3 separate regions of the Homo sapiens genome follow, and regions 1 and 3 are each linked to region 2. A link is a contact called in ENCODE Hi-C or POLR2A ChIA-PET data. All regions are on one chromosome and are shown on one strand. Each heading gives the region's core, a stretch centred on a gene start or an enhancer-like site at or near the end of the contact. The rest is flanking DNA. Distances are from core to core; before and after follow the strand shown.

The links. A loop is a pair of places that touch in the nucleus more often than their neighbours do. ChIA-PET counts read pairs that join two places held with the same protein, here RNA polymerase II (POLR2A). Pooled maps may share reads with other maps.
Region 1: a pooled map shows a loop between it and region 2 (2.9-fold over the local background). The contact joins the enhancer-like site here to the promoter of ERCC3 in region 2. A Hi-C loop is called at or near these places in 1 of 50 pooled maps. POLR2A ChIA-PET finds 5 or more read pairs at or near these places in 3 of 52 experiments (Caco-2, K562 and activated CD4-positive, alpha-beta memory T cell).
Region 3: a loop to region 2 is called in a map of adrenal gland, with 2.3 times the contacts of the local background. The contact joins the enhancer-like site here to the promoter of ERCC3 in region 2. A Hi-C loop is called at or near these places in 3 of 168 maps with a recorded cell type or tissue (adrenal gland and dorsolateral prefrontal cortex) and 4 of 50 pooled maps.

What each region holds. Positions count from the first base shown.
Region 1 is chr2:127,127,320-127,130,019 of GRCh38, forward strand. All of the region lies in intron 2 of LOC105373605 (a long non-coding RNA gene), which reads left to right. Among named protein-coding and RNA genes, the nearest start is that of BIN1, 22 kb to the left of the region's middle. Within about 2 kb of position 1,317, at least 11 of the 41 ENCODE cell types and tissues checked have a DNase peak (open chromatin) inside an H3K27ac peak, as active enhancers do.
Region 2 is chr2:127,292,707-127,295,406 of GRCh38, forward strand. It overlaps ERCC3 (ERCC excision repair 3, TFIIH core complex helicase subunit), which reads right to left and starts at 1,438. Exons shown (of 15, transcript NM_000122.2): 1 at 1,348-1,438; 2 at 807-1,012; 3 at 1-140. The coding sequence starts at 1,375.
Region 3 is chr2:127,045,327-127,048,026 of GRCh38, forward strand. It overlaps a transcript of BIN1 not described here. Among named protein-coding and RNA genes, the nearest start is that of BIN1, 60 kb to the right of the region's middle. Within about 2 kb of position 1,421, at least 4 of the 41 ENCODE cell types and tissues checked have a DNase peak (open chromatin) inside an H3K27ac peak, as active enhancers do; they include dorsolateral prefrontal cortex, where a contact is called at or near this core.

The DNA of each region.
Region 1 (2,700 bases), core at 67-2,566, 170 kb before region 2:
GTGCAGGTGTCCTGGGAACCCCACTGTGGCTGGTGTCTGGAAGAAAGCAGTCCTTGTTGAGGTCCATGCCCTTTAATTTGTGAGATCTGTGCTAACTCTGGATAGCTTCTGCCAGAATTGTCCTGCAGTACACCTCACTGGTGTCAGAATAGTTTGGGTTGGTTGAATGGAATAACTTTTCCAGGCCCTATGCCTTTCCATATAAATTTTAGGATAATCCTAAATTTTATATTTACAAATATAAAATTTGTATATATTTACAAAATTTTTGGCTATATTTACAAAATTTCTGGCTGGGATTTTTACAGGAATTGCATTGTATATCAGTCTGGGGAGAACTGACATCTTTTCAGTGTTGAATCTTCCAACCTATGAATACTATATATCTTCCATTTATTTAGATCTTTTTTGACTACTTTCATTAGAATTTGTTATTAGATGATCAAGTCATTTACAGATAGGGATAGTTTTATTTTTACCTTTCTTATCTGTATGCCTTTAATTTCCTTTTCTTGACTTACTGCCCTGGCTAGAGCTTCCAGTACTATGTTGAATAGCACTGGTAAGAGTGGGCATCCTTGCCTGGTTCCCAATGTTAAGGAGAAAGCACCAGTCTTACACCAAGTATATTAGCTGTAGGTTCCTTGTAGATGTTCTTTATCAAGTTGAGGAAGTTCTCCTAAATTCCTAGTTTTCTGAGAGTTTTCATCATAAACTAGTGTTGAATTTTGCCGAATGCTTTTTCTAGATCAGTCGATAGGATCATATGATTGAATATTAAACCAGCCTCGCTGGAATAAATCCCTCTTGGTCATCATGTATAACCTTTGTATATATTGCTGAATTCTATTTGCTAATATTTTTGTTAAGAATTTTCGCATCCATATTCATGCCATATATAATCATCTAAACATTTAACATCAGTATTTTCTGAATGAATCATTTGAGAAGATCTTTTTTGTAGGTTAAGTCAATGAACACTGGATTAAACACTCAAGAGTTTATTTTTCCCATATAATAATAAGTCTGCAGAAAGGTAGCCTTGGGCAGATGCAATTGTGCAGGGGTGTCATCAAGGACAGAGGTTCCTTCCGTTTTCCAACTCAGTCTCTCTGAGAATAGTTTGTGAGAGATTTGTCCTCACAGCTGCAGGACAGCTGCTGTGCCTCCTGCATTAATTAGGGAGGAGGGGAGGGGCAAAAAGTAAAGAGCTGAAGCGACAGCCCCCCAAGGGTGTCCCTTGTACAGACATCCAGAAGCCCCGCCCAATGAGTGACTTTTGCCTTCATCCTGTTGGCCAGAACTGGGTCACGCACCATGCTTAGCAACAAGGAGATCTGGGGAAGTGAGTATTAAAGCAGACACAGCACTCTGACCACCCTGCTGCCAGTGTGGAGGCAAAGCAGGCAACCGGTGCAGGCGCCCTGGATTACCTGCCTGACCACGTGACAGTGAGGTCCTGTTGGCCACATCTGTGTGGAATTTCAGTTTCTGTTTAAGATCATACTGGCACCGAGTAGAATTCTGTGTCTCCAGGTAAATGTAAGAGAACAGGGCAGATTTCATAATGTCAAAGTTGGCGTCAAGTCAAGAGAAGGCCAAACAACTTCATAATGCCCCATAAAAAAAAAGCTTCACAATAGTTTGGGTAAAGTAGTTGGAGAATTGAGTCTTCTCCTGACACCAAGTTCTATGGGCATGCCAGCTAAACCTGTAAATTAAAACAGAGCAACAGCCTGTACCCCTGCAAAGAGGATAATAAAGCAATATCCTTCATCACATTCAATTTATGTTGTTAATTTTATTTTATGGGTTTTACCGATTGTTTTCCAACTTTTCCTAATGGAAAATTTCAAACATAAATAAATGGAAAAAATAACACAACAAACCCTCATATACCCATGATCTCCATGCAACAGTTGTGACCACTTTGTCACACATATCTGTGGTGAAAAATTATATATTTATTATAAATATATATACGAACCATTTGAAAGTTCATTGCAGGTGACACTTTACTCCTAAAGATTTCAGTGTGGGCTGGGTGTAGTTGCTCATGCCTGTGATCCCAGCACTTTGGGAGGCCAAGGCCGATGGATCACCTGAGGTCAGGAGATCAAATCCAGCCTGGCCAACATGGCAAAACCCCGTCTCTGCTAAAAAATACAAAAATTAGCTGGATATGGTGGTGTGCGCCTGTAATCTCAGCTACAGAGGAGGCTGAGGCAGGAGAATCACTTGAAGCTGGGTGGTGGAGGTTGTAGTGAGCCAAGATTGCACCACTGCACTCCAGCCAGGGCAACAAAGGGAGACTCCGTCTCAAAATAAATAAATAAATACATAAATAAATATTTCAGTGTGCAACTCCTAAGAATAAGAATTTCTACATAAACACACTGCCATTATCACGCCTTAGAAATTTAACAATAATATATCTATTATCTAATATCTAATCCACATTAAATTTAATTTAACTTTACCAGTTGTCACACTGGTGTTTTTAACGGTGTTAAAAACAGGATTCAGTTAAGGTTCACACATTGGATTTGTTGCTAGGATATTTTAGGCTGTTTTGAACAGCCCCCACCAGCTTTTGAGACGATATGATATTACCTGTTTGAGGAAACCAGGTCAGTTTTCTTAAAGAACGTTCCATATTCTGAATGTTGTTTCCTTGGCCTTTGGTTTAACTTGTTCGCC
Region 2 (2,700 bases), core at 188-2,687:
GCATACAAGGAGTAGGCAGTTAGTTTGTACTCATGCACATGGGTTGGTCGGCACACTGGCTCTGCAATAGCCACCAAGAAGTCTTGGGCATATTTGTAAACTGGAGAGAAGGCTTCCAAGAAGATATGGCCATCGGGAGCCTGAGAGATACCAAATGGACAAAACAGACAAGGAAACATGAGTTGCAGAGACTACTGGGCTCTTGCCCATATCATTATCAAGAAAGAATAAGCTGCCCAACACCACAGATATTCTTGCAAGCACTCCTTCAGACAACTGTGGGGCCTGTTACATTAATCAGATACAGAAGAGTAAAGAAAAATAGAAGAAAGTGTTTCCAAAGTCAACAGCTGTTTCCTACTATTCTGCACAGAGAAAGCCCATCTTACTGGCTATCCTCAAGTTACCTTTTGGCTAGATTTCAACTAAATGTATAACATTAATTATTTAAAGTAGAGCAAAAGCTTGCTACCGAACATGTCTTCCATTATTTGAGGAAACAAACTGTTACATGATAAATGCTATTTATTCGGCAGATAAAAGGATTCACTACATGGGGTAGGGCTGGGGAAGGAGTGAGAGTAAACCGAGGGGTTAGAGCTGTTGGAAGCCCAGGTCCGGCCGCCACACGTGTGCGCAACTGCTCGCTGTTGCCTTGGGCTGTTCCAACGTGTGTGGATGAAAATTCTCTCCCGGCCAGTTCTAGGGGCAGTATCCTGAATGTCAGTTTTGACTCTGAGGATGCCCAAGATTTAGCTGCCGCTCCGCACACTCCTGGGCCCTGCCCAAGCTAAGGGCATGCTTACCACCCAGAGGGGCCTGGAGGTGTGGTCGTCCTTCAGCGGCATTTGCAGCCTGTAGTCCTTGGCTCCATATTCATCCACTTTGGTGCCTGACTCATCCACCTGCTTCCCCGCCGCCGAGGGAACCGCTTCCTGAGGGTCGTTCCCCGGGGCGTCCTCTTCATCATCCTCTTCATCCTCATAGTGCCGCTTCCTGGATTTCTTCTTGTCTGCAAGATACCAACACAGAAGTAAGCCCAGCAGGAGCCTTCAGGGTTCCCTCCGCACCGCTTGGCAGCATTTCACCTGCGCCGCCGCAAACTCCTAGCTAAGAGCCACCTGCATCCCGCAGGCGTTGCGCCCCTCACCCGTCTCCCCTAGGCCGAGTTCGCTGGGCTGCGCCCAGGTCCAGCATCTCTCCCGCCCAAAGGCCTGTCCCAACGGGGTGCGCGCGGGAGGGCCAGCAGGGTCGGCCGGCGCAGAGGCCCGGAGCAGCTCCGAGGCAGAGCGGGGGGCAGGGCCGGCAAGGGCAGTCGTGGCTGAGCGTGCCCGCGCAACGTCTCACCGCGGTCCGCTCGGTCTCTTTTGCCCATGGCAGCTACAGCAGCAGAGAGAAGATGACCCCGCTCCCACAGGCCCGCCGCGGCATCCGCTCTGGGGGGACTTCCGGCTCAATCCGGAAGCTCCCTGTTGTCCACACAGGATGTCCCGCCTCTAGGCGCCGTGATGTGGGTGGCTGGAAGAGCGGAGAGCCAGCGACCGCCGATCTGTTAGCTCGTGCGACCCAGCGGCGGGGGTCCTCCACTGTTCATTTCTCTACAACTGAAGGAAAATACTGTGTGTTGAGCACCTGTGTAGTGCGCGAATTAAAGGCCTCATCCTTCTGGAACTTAAATTTTAATGAAGCCATGTGGGCAATAAATGTGTGTGTGAGAGAGAGAGAGAGAGAATGTGACCTGAGTCCATGGGTAAGGAAGAATTCTTTTTTTTAATTAAAAAAAATTTGGCTGAGCACGGTGGCTCACGCCTGTAATTCCAGCACTTTGGGAGGCTGAGGTGGGTGGATCACTTGAGGTCAGGAGTTCGAGGCCAGCCTGGCCAACATGGTGAAACCCCATCTCTGCGAAAAATACAAAAAAAAGTAGCCAGGCATGGTGGCACACGCCTGTAGTCTAAGCTACTTGGGAGGCTGAGATGGGAGAATCTCTTGAACCCAGAAGGTAAAGGCTGCACTGAGCTGAGATTGCACCACTGCACTACAGCCTGGGCGACAGGCCGAGAGTTCGTCTCAAAAAAAATTTTTTTCTTTTTTTTTTTTTTTTTTTTGAGACGGAGTCTCGCCCTGTCGCCCAGGCTGGAATGCAGTGGCGCGATTTCAGCTCACTGCAAGCTCCGCCTCCCGGGTTCATGCCATTCTCATGTCTCAGCCTAAATAAAGCAGATTACCCTCAATAATGCGGGTGGGCCTCATCCAAATCAGTTGAAGGCCTTAAGAGCAAAGACAGGTTTCTCAAGGAAAAAGGAATTCTGCCTCCAGACTGCAACACAGAAAGTTCTGACTGAGTTTCCAGCCTTTGGACTCAAAACTACAACATCAACTCGTACCTGAATTCCCAACTTGCCAACCCCCACAATTGCATGAGCCAATTCTTTAAAATCAATCAATCAATCTCGCTTGCTCAGTGGGCCTCTTGGTTCTGTTTCTCTGGAGAACGTAACACAGATTTTTGGTACGGGGAATAGGGTACTGCTGTAACAAATACCTAACAATGGGGAAGTGGTTTTCAAATTGGGTAATCGGTAGAGGCTGAAAGAATTTTGAGGCGCATGATAGAAAAGCCTCTATTGTCTTGAAGAGCCTTGGTAGAAGTATGGGCATTAAAGGTGATTCTGGTGACGGCTCAGATGGAAAGGAGAA
Region 3 (2,700 bases), core at 171-2,670, 250 kb before region 2:
GGGTCTTCAGGCCAGCAAAACTGAGAGAAGCGACACCAACATGATTATCATATCCAATCAAGGACAAGGGCTGAGAGGCCGGGCCAGCAGCAGGGCCAGTGTTGGGGCCGCGGTGGAAGACCGGGGAGCTGGCAGGAGGGCGGGGAGCAGGGGGTCGCTCCCTGCACCGGAAGGACACTTCTGAGAGCCTCTGACGGCGGAGCTGGTGCAGAGCCTGAGGCCTCGGGGCCATTTGCACTGACAGGGGGTGTGTGTGATAATTTTAGCTGCCAAGTCCCATGACTCAAAATCCTGCTCCTGCCAGCAAATGAGTTTGTAACACAGAGTAATAAATAAGTAAACCGATTTTCTAAAGATTTTCATGGGGTTTCAAAAGGGGCCCACACCTTCCAGGAAGCCATGAGAATGCCTCTATGCAGGGCCTGGCCCTCCCTCAGGCACCTGGGCTGCTGCAGCCCACCCCACAGCCCCCACACAAGAGGCGGCCTTCCTAGACCTCTCTCCAGTCCTGGCTCCAAACCGCCACTGTCACTCCCGCCACACGCTGGCTCCGGGAGGCTGGAGGGGAGCCACACAGAGGGCTGCCCAGGGTGGGCCTCTTCCCAAGCTCGTGCTTGGCCCTCCCAGGGTGTGGGGTCTGCAAGAGCCTCCAGCCTCAGTTGGGTCCCAGAACCCACAGCCCGGCCTGCCTGCTCTGAGAGTCAGGAGCCCTGCCCAGGGTCTGGGCCTCCGTGGCCACGTCAGCCCAAATCAAGCCAGATTGCCAAGCCCTCCGGGACATTGCACGTCCAGCTGCCAGGCATGGAGAGCAGCCCGCACCTCTCCCGGCCCCCACCATGGGCCACCTTCACCCCACCTGTTGCTATTTCCTCCACCCTGTCCTGGCCTGGGCCCTCTGCTCTGCCCGGCCCTTCAGCTCACTGGCCTGTTTATTCACGCTGCCTGGCTCTGAATGCCCCCTGCACTGCCATGAACCTAGTTGACTCCCCGGCTCCCAGACACACATCTCAGTTCAGACTTTGGGCCGCTGCCCCTCCCCAGCAGGATGGGAACCTCACACCTGGCCTCCCTCCCTCTGGATCCGCAGGCTCCCCAGCCCCGATCCTGGCCCTGCTCCCTCTGGCAAGAAGCTCCCTGCAGGCCCTGACCTTGTGGTACAGAGCAGGGCCGCTCCTTACCCCAGCGGCGAGGGCTGGGGGTAAAGCTGAAAGCTGCCATGGAACATATCTTGGAATCTTATATTGTCAAAAACCTAATCTAAATGCTTTCTCCTGGATAATGTATTTTAGATGAGGTGGGTTTTTTTGTTTTTTTGTTTTGTTTTGAATTTTCAGGTTGAAATAAAAGCAAAGACTTCCCATGATGGCACTGTGGCTTCACACCTCACAGAGCCCAGGGCACGTGCACCCAGGCTCAGAAGTGGGCTGGGCTCCAAGCCGGCTCCACCCACAATGCACTATGGACCTTGGGCAGGGGAAATGAGGCTGTCAAGGAGGAAGGGATGAAGGAGGGAGTGAAGGAAGGTAGGAAAGGTGGGAGATCTCCAAGCAGGGGCAACCAGAAAGAGGCTCTGTCCCAACTGCTATGACTTCCACTGCTCCTGGAAGCCACGGATGGCAGAGCCAACACTATCTGCCCCCCACAGGACCAGGCAGGGCCACAGCAATGACAATCCTGCCACCTAAAGCAAAGCCCAGGGGCTTTACCCCAAAATAAAGCTCAGACTCTGACAGTCACCTCACTCACCAGCTTTAACTATTACTAAAGAGAGCCGTGAGCTCCTTCCACCTGGAAGTGCAGGCTGCTCCCTGGGCCCATGGGCACAGTCCCCGCAGCTCCTGGAAAGCTGCTGCTCAGACCTGTCCAAGTCTGCCGATGGAACTGAAGCGCCCAGAGCGGGGTCAGCAGGGGTCAAGAGATGAGGGACAAGCCAGGCCAGCATGCCTGCCCCCCACCCAGGCCCTTCAGACCCCACCAGACACAAGCATTGCCCTTGGTCTGGGGTCAAGTGCTCAGACCCACAGTCCAGTGCCATCACTCACCTGCCGGTAACTGGACCTCCGTGGGCCTCAGCTTCCTCATCTGTGAAAGGGAGTCCTGGTACCTGAACCACAGGTTCTCTTGCGTATTAAATAAGGTCACTGAGTGTGGTGGCTCATGCCTGTAATCCCAACACTTTGGGAGTCCAAGGCAGGTGGATCACCTGAGGTCAGGAGTTTGCGACCAGCCTGGCCAACATGGTGAAACCCCATCTCTACTAAAAATATAAAATTAGCCGGGTGTGGTGGCTCACGCCTGTAATCCCAGCTACTCAGGAGGCTGAGGCAGGATAATCGATGGAACCCAGGAGCGGGAGGTTGCAGTGAGCCAAGGTCTCGCCATTGCACTCTAGCCTGGGCGACAAGAGCAAAACTCTGTCTCAAAACAATGAAACAAAATAAAATAAAAAGGTCACTTAGGATAGCACTCAGCAGATTTCTCGGACAGAGATGGCTCGCCAAGCCCCTTCACCCAAGCCCCCAGTCCCTGACCTCCAGCTGACCACCCCTAAGAACCCCAGGGGACAGGGGCTGAAGCCCTGTGGTGCACCAGCCCAGGGCAGCGGGCCTTCGGGGGCAGACCATCTCAGTAAGAAAGCCACAGATAACACGGTTCCATCCGCACTCACGGACAAGAAGAGGGAGAACAAATACACACACG